Regions from separate parts of the Homo sapiens genome. Here regions 1, 3 and 4 are each linked to region 2. The links are chromatin contacts, found by Hi-C or POLR2A ChIA-PET in ENCODE. All regions are on one chromosome and are shown on one strand. Each heading gives the region's core, a stretch centred on a gene start or an enhancer-like site at or near the end of the contact. The rest is flanking DNA. Distances are from core to core; before and after follow the strand shown.

What was found. A loop is a pair of places that touch in the nucleus more often than their neighbours do. ChIA-PET counts read pairs that join two places held with the same protein, here RNA polymerase II (POLR2A). Pooled maps may share reads with other maps.
Region 1: a pooled map shows a loop between it and region 2 (23-fold over the local background). The contact joins the promoter of BBLN here to the promoter of GLE1 in region 2. A Hi-C loop is called at or near these places in 10 of 50 pooled maps. POLR2A ChIA-PET finds 5 or more read pairs at or near these places in 3 of 52 experiments (CD8-positive, alpha-beta memory T cell, HEK293 and activated naive CD4-positive, alpha-beta T cell).
Region 3: a loop to region 2 is called in a map of CD8-positive, alpha-beta T cell, with 26 times the contacts of the local background. The contact joins the promoter of DOLK here to the promoter of GLE1 in region 2. A Hi-C loop is called at or near these places in 2 of 168 maps with a recorded cell type or tissue (CD4-positive, alpha-beta T cell and CD8-positive, alpha-beta T cell), 2 of 37 single-sample maps with no recorded cell type and 10 of 50 pooled maps. POLR2A ChIA-PET finds 5 or more read pairs at or near these places in 1 of 52 experiments (CD4-positive, alpha-beta T cell).
Region 4: a loop to region 2 is called in a map of CD8-positive, alpha-beta T cell, with 10 times the contacts of the local background. The contact joins the promoter of NAIF1 here to the promoter of GLE1 in region 2. A Hi-C loop is called at or near these places in 1 of 168 maps with a recorded cell type or tissue (CD8-positive, alpha-beta T cell), 1 of 37 single-sample maps with no recorded cell type and 6 of 50 pooled maps. POLR2A ChIA-PET finds 5 or more read pairs at or near these places in 2 of 52 experiments (WTC11 and activated naive CD4-positive, alpha-beta T cell).

Annotation. Positions count from the first base shown.
Region 1 is chr9:128,158,815-128,161,514 of GRCh38, reverse strand. BBLN (bublin coiled coil protein) reads right to left here and starts at 1,250. Exons shown (of 2, transcript NM_024112.4): 1 at 1,029-1,250. The coding sequence starts at 1,107. RefSeq lists silencers at 1,001-1,090, 1,301-1,510 and enhancers at 442-1,395, 1,396-2,349.
Region 2 is chr9:128,503,312-128,506,011 of GRCh38, reverse strand. It overlaps GLE1 (GLE1 RNA export mediator), which reads right to left and starts at 1,293. Exons shown (of 16, transcript NM_001003722.2): 1 at 1,108-1,293. The coding sequence starts at 1,206. RefSeq lists an enhancer at 893-1,052 and a silencer at 1,273-1,482.
Region 3 is chr9:128,946,289-128,948,988 of GRCh38, reverse strand. It overlaps DOLK (dolichol kinase), which reads left to right and starts at 1,386. Exons shown (of 1, transcript NM_014908.4): 1 at 1,386-2,700. The coding sequence starts at 1,686. It overlaps NUP188 (nucleoporin 188), which reads right to left and starts at 1,290. Exons shown (of 44, transcript NM_015354.3): 1 at 1,238-1,290. The coding sequence starts at 1,269. RefSeq lists enhancers at 1,171-1,220, 940-1,501, 1,571-1,640, 1,502-2,063, 2,064-2,626.
Region 4 is chr9:128,065,902-128,068,621 of GRCh38, reverse strand. NAIF1 (nuclear apoptosis inducing factor 1) reads left to right here and starts at 1,302. Exons shown (of 2, transcript NM_197956.4): 1 at 1,302-2,031. The coding sequence starts at 1,521. It overlaps SLC25A25 (solute carrier family 25 member 25), which reads right to left and starts at 390. Exons shown (of 11, transcript NM_001330988.2): 1 at 42-390. The coding sequence starts at 302. RefSeq lists a silencer at 94-663 and an enhancer at 1,114-1,443.

The sequences.
Region 1 (2,700 bases), core at 1-2,500, 340 kb after region 2:
CCAGGCTTTATCTGTGTCAAGGGTACTTCCCAGTTCCAAGCCTTTGCTTCTGCCTGGGACACCACCCTCCTCCCCACTGTTCTAAGTCCTGTCTGCCAACATCCACTTAATGTGACCTCCTGGGAAGCTCTTCCTGATGCTCCCAACAGCATTGCCCAATGCAGAGCTACCTGAAACTATTGTGATGGATGTACAACCCTGGGAATACACAAAAGCCTACTGAACTGTACAGTATGGGTAAGTTGTATAGCTCAATAAAGCTGTTACGCCAAACAAAACAAAGAGCATGCACCATACTTACACCACATTTACTAAATCCTCAGTGTATGTTAACATGCCAATCTTTACTATACCAAAGATAATAATGACGATAACCATTTACTGAACTCTTGCATGCTAGAACCTGCTAAGGATTTTCCTTTTTTTTGCATTTAATTCTGACACATCCCAGTGCAGCAGACACTAATCGTTATTCCTATTTTATAGAGGGGGAAACTGAGGCTGAAGAAGGTGAGAAGGGAGCCGATGGTTCTCTTCACACCCCACCCCTGCACTCGTAAGCACGCAAAAGGCTGCTCTGTAAGCTGCTGACATTTGGCAAGGCTGTGAGGCTACACCAGCAAAGCCGGGTGGCTGGGGATGCTGAATCGGCAGAGCGACGCCCCCGCGTCCCCAACTCCACGTCCCGGCCCGGCCCCTCCGCTAAGCTCAACCCTGCCTCCCTCAGGTGCCTCGGTCTCCCCCAGGACTGAAGGAAGTGGTGGAGCAAGGCCCACAAGGGCGAGTGTCCCCGAAGCTGCCTTAGTTTCCCCATCTGTAAAACGGGACTGGTGACCTGCAGCTCTCACGGGGCTGGGAACCGGCTCGCGGGTGCTCGCCCTGCATCCGAGACAGCACCTACAACTCCGGACCCGCTCGGGGCGGAATGGGTGGGCTCTTTGTTCCCTTCCGAGACCCCATCTCGATTCCCCTTCCCGGGAGGGCAGCCCTGAAAATGCAAGGTTGCTCCAGCAGCCCCCTCGGGTCACCTGCTTCCCCGAAGCCGTCCTCCTCGCCTTCCGCTCCCGCCTCCACCGGCATCCCCAGGTCTCCGTTGGGGCCCGACATTGCGGGCTCGGGCGCCCGAAGGGCCGCGCGACGATGGAACGCGGCGACCGTCGCGCCGAAAGCCGGCGCCGGATGGAAGGTGGAGGCGGCGGATAGAACACGGGCCGGAAGGGTAGAACGCGGCAGCAGATCTCCGCCCAGAGGCCGGTGCCCCGCCCCTGAAGCCGGAATCCCGCAGCTCCCGCTCCGCCCCGCCCCGCCCCCAGCCGGAACTCCGCCCCCGCCGCTGTTCTGGCCCCGCCCTACCTCCAGACTCCACCCCCACCACCGGACTCCCGCCTCCACCTCCCTCACAGTCGAACTCCGCCCATTCCGCCCCCGGCCTCGCCCCTCTCCCGGGCGCTGGGCGGGGCCACCACGGGGCTGCCCCTGGAAAAGCCCAGGAGTAGGGAGGTCCGGGAGGAGCGGCGGGAGACCGTCCAAGCCCATCTGCTGCTTCGGCCCCTCCGCGTTGGCGAAATCGAAAACGGGGTTTCCTTGTTATTTTTTGAGATAGGGCCTGGCCCTGTCTTCCAGGCTGGAATGCAGTGGGGTGATCTCTGCCTCCCAGCCTGAAGCGATCCTCCCACCTGAGCCTCCAGAGTAGCTGGGACTACAGACGGCTGCACCACGCTGGCTATTGTATTTTTTGGAGACGGGGGGGGGGGGGGGGGAGGGGTTTCGCCATGTTACCCAGGCTGCTCTCGAACTCCTGAGCTCGAGCCATCCACCCGCCTCAGCCTACCAAAATGCTGGGATTACAGGCACGAGCTACTGGGCCCAGCCTTGGAAACGGGGTTTCCACACCTCTTGTGGCTTCCGGATATACCTCTTGTGGCTTCCGGATATTCTTCTTCACAGCCTCGCTGAGAGTCACGAAGGGTCTCCTTCCTCTTTGCCTCTCTGCCTGCACCCCAGTGGAGAGGACCCAACACCCCTACCCCTGGATCTGGGCCTTCCTGGTCTTCAGCGCTTCTCTTAGGGCTCATTGGTTACAACCTGTGGGTGGGAATCAGGCTGGACTCCAGCTCTGGACAAGAGAAACAGGAACATTAGCTAGGCGGGGTGGCTCCCACCTGTAATCCCAGCGCTACGGGAGGCCGAGGTGGGAGGATTGCTTGAGCCTAGGAGTTGGAGACCAGCCTGGGAAACATAGTGAGACACCCTACTCCCACCCCCGCCCACTCAGCCCCCCCCACCCCCGTCTCTACAGAAAGCACAAAAAAAATTAGCCAGACCTGGTGGCATGCACCTTAGTTGCAGCTGTTTGGGAGGCTAAGGCAGGAGGATCACTTGGGCCCAGGAGTTCGAGGCTATAGTGAGCTATGACTGCACCACTGCACTACAGCCTGGGCAACAGAGTGAGACCCTGTCTTTAAAAAAAAAAAAATTAATTAATTAATTAAAAATAAAATGTTTAATTAGCCAGGTGTGGTGGTACACGCCTGTAGTCCCAGCTACTCAGGAGGCTGAGGCAGGAGAATCACTTGAACTGGGAGGCAGAAGTTGCAGTGAGCAGAGATCGTGCCCTTGCACTCCAGCCTAAGCAACAGAGCAAGACCCTGTCTCAAAAAAAAGAAAAAAAAAGGCCAGGCCTGGTGGCTCACGCCTGTA
Region 2 (2,700 bases), core at 44-2,543:
AAATAAATAAATAATAAAAGTAATGGATTACAACTCACTGAATAAAATAGAAAGCACCTCCTTACAGTAGAATGCCAACTAACAAATGCAGAAGGAATAGCGGATATAAAGAAACAGGATCTGGCAACGTCATAGAGGTATCGATTCATGTGGAAAACATCAATGAATGCTAAAGCCATGGAGGATTAAGGTTTGCCCAGAAAAAAGGATACTGGTATTATTACTTCCCAACAATTACTAAGGGAAAAATGACGAATTTTAAACGGAGAGACCAGGCAGATAATAACGTAACCAGGTGATCAAGATTAGCATCACCAGTGTTGGGATGGGTTGACATCTGTGTGCCTCCTCATGTGACTTACTGAGAAAGCCATGGCATCATTTCTGTGGTATTCCTGCCAAGAATGCTTAACCTTGGTCTGGTGGTTTGAAAGCACATATGCTGGCAGTCAACCTACAGAATGTAAGGTCTGTATTTTTCAAAACTGTCAACAACATAAAAGACAGGGAAATACTTTAGGATTGTTTCCCAAGAAGTCTGAGGATGCAGGACAACGCCTTATCTGTAGCTAACTAGCAGCGACTCGGGAATGGGAGCTCGGCCTTAACTCTCCACATCCCTCCACTTCTCGCGCAGAGCTTTGCAAATGCTAGGTACGGTGACCACGCCCCCATTCACTTTCCAGGTCTGCCAAATCAATCTAAAAATTTGGTCATTTCACTAGTAGCAATGGATTAGGTCGTGTCAATCGTTCGTCGCAAACTCTAGAGCTCCCAGCACATGAGACATACAGTAAGTTAACTGAACCTGGGGCCGAGATTGCTTTGACAACAGCAGAACGGAGAAGGCGCCCAACTGGCGGAGGGTAGCAATGAAGCCTTCAGAGCGCGGGGCACCTGTGAAGTCAGGGGAGCTCCCCGAAACGCTAAAATAGGCTGAAGAGGACAGAAACCCCAGGACAGAGGGATGTACACACAGAAGTCAAGAAATAAATGCAGGTTGTTAGACTGCACGGGTTCCCGGGAGCAGAACGTGCCAACGGCTAGGGAGAAGGTTTCGGTCGCGAGGGGCCGGAAAGGCCTACGTCCTCCGGGGCCACCGCTCACCTCGCGCCGCAGCAGCCAGTCGCGGTAGTAGCAAAGGCGACCTTTGTCGGAACTGCGTAGGGCCTTCAAGGTCTCCCAGCAGCGACCCTCAGACGGCATGGTTGGCTAAGGGGCAGCTTCTCTGACGCCCCCCTTCTGACCAAACAAGCCCTCGAATCAGCCGCCGGGAAGGCCACACAGGCTTCTGCTTCCGGGACGCGCGCGCAGCACAGCCCCGCCCCTAACGCCTGCACGCCCCACCTCCGGCGACGCTCCCGCGTTCCCGCCCTCCCACCAGTGCGCCTGCGCGCAGGGCTTGGCTGTCGGGGCACGTTCCGCAGAGGTAACCACCGCTCCCAATCCCCGGGGCTGCTGAAAATTTGTCTGTGCCTTGAGACTGTGCAGAAACTGGAACCCTCATACACTGCTCATGGGACTGTAAAATGAAGCACCTGCTGTGGAAGACAGTCTGGCAGTTCCTCAAAAGGTTAAACAATTACCATTTGACCCAGCAATTCTCCTAGGTAAATATATATATATATATAAAATACGCCAAAGAAATGAAACCTATGTATATATAAAAACTTGTCCATGAATGTTCACAGCAGTGTTATTCATAATAGCCAAAAAGTGAAAGCAACCCAAACGTCCATCCATTGGTGAATGGATAAATAAAATATAGTACTATGTGCGCGGTTCCCGAGTTCCCCCGCTTTCTGTGCACTGACCAAGTATCAGAGTGCCTTGACCGCCCTGTGACCCAGCCAGCTGCAAGTTTTTTCCTGCAGACTTGCAACCAAACACGGGCCTTGCATATCCCTAGGCACTAAGGATATCTAGGTTATTGCCCAAAACGCTGAAACTGACCCCTGCTTTTAGCCAAATTCCATAAACCCTCATATAAACTTCATACCCTGACCCCTCGCTGGGGATGTACCTAGGTGAAACACCGCTTCTCTCTGTCTGTCGCGAGAATTGCTGCAGCCCACTCTGTAAGCTTCCCTAATAAATGTTTTGGGTTTAATGCTGCTTTTTTGAGACAGAGTCTTGCTCTGTCCCCCAGGCTGGAGTACAGTGGCTCGATCTCGGCTCACTGCAACCTCCGCCTCCCGGGTTCAAGCGATTCTCCTGCCTCAGCTCCCCGTGTAGCTGGGACTACACGCGCCAGCCACCACGCCCAGCTATTTTGTATTTTTAGCAGAGGCGGGGTTTCACCATGTTGGTCAGGCTGGTCTCGAACTCCTGACCTCAGTTGATCCACCCACCTCGACCTCCCAAAGCGTTGGGATTACAGGCATGAGCCACTGCGCCCGGCCATAGTGCTTCTTTGGAATCCCAACCAGCCCTGTTTGGCAGGAGGAAACACCACATCTATATAATGGAATGTTATGGGGCCATAAAAATAAAGTGCTGATGATACGCTGCAACATCAATCTTGAAAGCATTATGCTGAGAGAAGCCAGTCATGAATGGCCACATGTTGGACAATTCCACTTATGTGAAATATCCAGAAGAGACAAATCTATAGAGCCAGAGAAACTTTATGACTAGTTGCCAGGGGCTGGGGGAGGGGAATGGGGAGTGACTGCTAATGGGTATGGCGTTTCTTTTTTG
Region 3 (2,700 bases), core at 137-2,636, 440 kb before region 2:
CTTTGGGAGGTCGAGGCGGGCGGATCATGAGGTCAGAAGATCGAGACCATCCTGGCTAACACAGTGAAACCCTGTCTCTACTGAAAATACAAAAAATTAGCCAGGCGTTGTGGCGGGTGCCTGTATCCCCAGCTACTTGGGAGGCTGAGGCAGGAGAATGGCATGAACCCGGGAGACAGAGCTTGCAGTGAGCCGAGATCGTGCCATTGCACTCCAGCCTGGGCGACAGAGCGAGACTCCGTCTCAAAAAAAAAAAAAAAAAAAAAAAAAAAAAAAAGTGGGGAAAACACTGCTGGCACAGGGAAGGATAAGAGACGGGGATGTTTAACTTTGAGGGAGGGTGGTGGGAAGAACGAAGACCTTCGAGCTGCAATGTGGAAGACAGAAGGAGGCGTGGTGGTCTGGTTATAGCACTGGAGGTACGCAGACTTCAGCTTGAAGGCTCTCTTTATCACTTGGCTAGCTCTGAGCCGGACTTCTGAGTCATCTGTGAAATAGAAGGCGCCTCTCGGAGTTGCGAGAATTGAATGAGATAACTCCTGGGAAGCGCTCCACCAGGGTCTGACGCTAGAAAGCACTTTGTCAGAATTGTAGTTTTCGTATATAATATTTCATCTTCTTGTCCCTAAAGCCTAGTTCAATCCCTGAAATCTCTTGGAGGATTTGGACATGCTGGCTGACTTGATTCAGTGCAAGAAAAGAACGATACGAGGCGCGGAGAGGACAGAAGCCGCAAGCGTGGCTCCGCTCAACGCGAAACAAAATCCTAACAAGAACAGATCGCGGGAGAGGTCGGGGAGCCAGCAGGGCGCACTCGACGCCGGGGCAGGACACTGGGAGCCTGCAGCAGGGACGTGGGTGGGGGGTACCCCAGGAGACCGCAAAGCTCCCCGTGGCTCGAGGGAGCGTCACGGCCGGAGAAGGAAGCGCGGGTGGGGCGCCAAGAGACGCGTCGGAGGTGAGAGAGGAGGAAGGCAAAGGGCCCTGGGTGAGGAGATGGGAGGCCGAGCGCGGAGGGAAGGGGTGAAGAGCCGGCCCCCCTCCTGAAGAAGACTCTTCAGATCCCCGCGCGCGGGGACCGTTTGGACGTAACCGCCTCCCGTCTCGGTGCCCGTCCATCCAGCCGGGGTTGGCCCTGCCACTGTCGCCACATCCCGCCTCCAATTCCCGCCCCGCTTCCGCTCGGCTTTGACACCGCGCTTCACAGCCACCCCGGTCCATTCGACCCGCTCCGCACCTCACACACGGCCCGCCGGCGGCCGCCGCCATCTTCGCGCGCCCGCTCGCCCTAACCCCGCCCCCAGACGCCATGCCCACGTGACCGCTCGCCCCCGGACCCGGAGCGTGGGCGGGGATTTCGTCACGTGACGTTGCCGCGGGGCGGTGCCAAGATGGCGAGGCCCAAAGAGGTGAGGAGCCGGCAGCGGGGGCGGCTGTAACTGTGAGGAAGGCTGCAGAGTGGCGACGTCTACGCCGTAGGTTGGAGGCTGTGGGGGGTGGCCGGGCGCCAGCTCCCAGGCCGCAGAAGTGACCTGCGGTGGAGTTCCCTCCTCGCTGCTGGAGAACGGAGGGAGAAGGTTGCTGGCCGGGTGAAAGTGCCTCCCTCTGCTTGACGGGGCTGAGGGGCCCGAAGTCTAGGGCGTCCGTAGTCGCCCCGGCCTCCGTGAAGCCCCAGGTCTAGAGATATGACCCGAGAGTGCCCATCTCCGGCCCCGGGGCCTGGGGCTCCGCTGAGTGGATCGGTGCTGGCAGAGGCGGCAGTAGTGTTTGCAGTGGTGCTGAGCATCCACGCAACCGTATGGGACCGATACTCGTGGTGCGCCGTGGCCCTCGCAGTGCAGGCCTTCTACGTCCAATACAAGTGGGACCGGCTGCTACAGCAGGGAAGCGCCGTCTTCCAGTTCCGAATGTCCGCAAACAGTGGCCTATTGCCCGCCTCCATGGTCATGCCTTTGCTTGGACTAGTCATGAAGGAGCGGTGCCAGACTGCTGGGAACCCGTTCTTTGAGCGTTTTGGCATTGTGGTGGCAGCCACTGGCATGGCAGTGGCCCTCTTCTCATCAGTGTTGGCGCTCGGCATCACTCGCCCAGTGCCAACCAACACTTGTGTCATCTTGGGCTTGGCTGGAGGTGTTATCATTTATATCATGAAGCACTCGTTGAGCGTGGGGGAGGTGATCGAAGTCCTGGAAGTCCTTCTGATCTTCGTTTATCTCAACATGATCCTGCTGTACCTGCTGCCCCGCTGCTTCACCCCTGGTGAGGCACTGCTGGTATTGGGTGGCATTAGCTTTGTCCTCAACCAGCTCATCAAGCGCTCTCTGACACTGGTGGAAAGTCAGGGGGACCCAGTGGACTTCTTCCTGCTGGTGGTGGTAGTAGGGATGGTACTCATGGGCATTTTCTTCAGCACTCTGTTTGTCTTCATGGACTCAGGCACCTGGGCCTCCTCCATCTTCTTCCACCTCATGACCTGTGTGCTGAGCCTTGGTGTGGTCCTACCCTGGCTGCACCGGCTCATCCGCAGGAATCCCCTGCTCTGGCTTCTTCAGTTTCTCTTCCAGACAGACACCCGCATCTACCTCCTAGCCTATTGGTCTCTGCTGGCCACCTTGGCCTGCCTGGTGGTGCTGTACCAGAATGCCAAGCGGTCATCTTCCGAGTCCAAGAAGCACCAGGCCCCCACCATCGCCCGAAAGT
Region 4 (2,720 bases), core at 53-2,552, 440 kb after region 2:
GGGCTCCCTCCCCGCCAGTGCTGAGGACGCGCGCAGCCTACCTGGAGCTCGCCCTCGGTGCGGTGCAGTCCCAGGCGCCGCAGCCCCACCGCCAGGTCGTTGACACACAGGCCGCCGTCCCGGTTGACGTCGAGCGTCTGAAAGAGTCTCCACAGGCGCAGCCGGTGGTCCGGGCCCCCGCAGATAGCGCCGCCGCAGGGGTCCCCCACGGACGCCGGCGATGAGGCAGACGAAGAGGCGGCGGTGGCGGCGGCGTCCGGCGGCGGGGAGGCCACACAGCGGCACAACACACTGCTCACCATCGGGCGCGAGGCAGGGGCTCCGGGCGCGGGCGGGAGCGGGGGCGGCGGGCCGGCGGTGACCGCGCGGGAGGCAAGCCAGGCGCTCTGCAGCTGGGAGCGCGGGCTCGGAGACGCCGGCAAGCTGGCGGAAGGGGCGGCTTCCGGGAGCCCCGCCCCTCCGCGCCCCGCTTCGCCGGCCACGCCCGGGCGCACCGAAGGCCAGTCACAGGCTCGGATGGGGAGGAGGGAGGGGCGGAGCCTGTCTAAGGACAGCCCACGCGCCACGGACTACCCGGATCAATGGGGTGGGCGGGGTCACCCGGCTCCGCCTGGGGCCGATTCAAACTGAGGGAGGCGGGGATTGGCTGAGCCGGGGGCCAAGAGAGAGAAAATCACGCAGCGATAGGCATGAGTAATGTGATTGGCAGGCGGAAGGCCCCGTGTCCAGTTTCCATTGATGAACTAACTCTGTTTAGACTGCGGGATCTTAAGGATGGGAGGAGCGGTAGTGTACGGAGAGATCGTAGCCTCCAGTGGGAAACAGGATTTGTGTGAGAGCATTTGTGAACTGCAGTTGCGAGGCAGAGTTTGTGCCGGTGGGAGGAATTAAAAGTTAATTGACCCATGGGTCACGGCCGAAAGCACTAAGTATCCTCAGGAAGCAGGGTTTTGGTAATCTAACTCCCTAAACCACCAATAAAATAGCTGAATTTAACGGCTTAATAGTCGTAATACTGACAATTGAACGACAGAATGATTTTCCAATGGAAGTGAATAAAGGTTAGGTGGGCGGGGCCCTCTGGGCGACGGACACAATTTTAGACCAATGATCAGGCGAATTACAGTAAGCAGGCGTGCTCTTTAGCTGAGCGACAGATCGAAAGAACCAGTGATCGACGTGATATTTGAGCAGCTACCAACCGGGAAGGCCGGTTTTCCCGGAGAAGCGCTGGGAGGCGGGAAGAGGGGAAGTGGGCGGATCTCCGCACACCTCGGCGGAAGAGGCAGATTCAGGAAGCCATTACGCTGCTGGCTGGCAGCGGCCGGGCCGGTCGGGGCTGGGCCCTACGCACTTTGCGTAGCGAGGGGGGTTACCAAAGGCCTAGTGCTTGGCCTCGAGCAAGCCTGGCCTATCCCCTGTAGGGGGTGGGTGAGGGGCGAGGCTGAGGAAGAAGAGAAGGGGAATTGGGGCGCTTGAGGGGATTATAATTTCTTTAAAAAGAGGGGAGGGGAGAGGCCATGGCCGTCCCAGCCAAGAAAAGGAAGATGAACTTCTCAGAGCGGGAGGTGGAGATCATCGTGGAGGAGCTGGAGCTGAAGAAGCACCTGCTGGTGAACCACTTCAACGCCGGGGTACCCCTGGCCGCCAAGAGTGCGGCCTGGCACGGCATCCTGAGAAGGGTCAACGCCGTGGCCACCTGCCGCAGAGAGCTGCCTGAGGTCAAGAAGAAGTGGTCTGACCTCAAGACCGAGGTCCGTCGCAAGGTTGCCCAGGTCCGGGCCGCCGTGGAGGGTGGTGAGGCGCCGGGGCCCACTGAGGAGGACGGAGCTGGGGGGCCTGGGACAGGCGGTGGCAGTGGTGGCGGTGGCCCAGCTGTAGCCCCAGTGCTGCTGACCCCCATGCAACAACGTATCTGCAACCTGCTGGGCGAGGCCACCATCATCAGCCTGCCCAGCACCACAGAGATCCACCCTGTGGCCCTCGGACCCTCGGCCACCGCAGCCGCAGCCACGGTCACCCTGACACAGAGTGAGTGACCTCTCCTGCCCAGGCGGCGTGCATAAGTGGGAAGGGCCAGCAAGCTCTGGGGTGGCCTGGGGAAGGTTGGCTGCCAAGGGTCAGAGGTCAGATGGGGGTCTTGGAAGACCATGAGGCCTTCCAAGAGCAGCACCCAGACAGAAGTGATCTTGCTCTCTTTGGGACTTCCTCAGCACGTGGGCTGGACTTCTGACGTGCTGGATAGCTCGCCACTGAGCATTGCCACCATGTTTGTCCATGACTTACCTCCACTTGCCGAACTGGGTGGTCCTTGAAAACAAGAGACCGTGTCTGTATCCCCACAGGACTTTTCACAGGGCCCGGCTTGTAGTAGACAGCCAGGCCATATTTGTTGAAAAAATTGATGGGAATAATACTGCCCAAGTGAGACAACGATTCTGGATTCTGTTTTCAGTGTGGGGGATCTTTCATCAGGTGCTGCTCAGGAGCCTCATGGTTCCTGGTGTTAATCTACTCCATTCATTCATTCATTCATTCATCAAACATTAGCACTTATTCTGTACCAAACCCTGTGCTGGGCACTGGGATTACCAAGTTGTCTAAAATACAGGCCAGTTATGTTCTAGTAGGACAGAGATGACACATATAGGAATAGCTTCGCCATCAGTTGGGAAAACCTCAGGCCCCGGAAGAGGAAGGGGGCTTCTTGGTGGCATAAG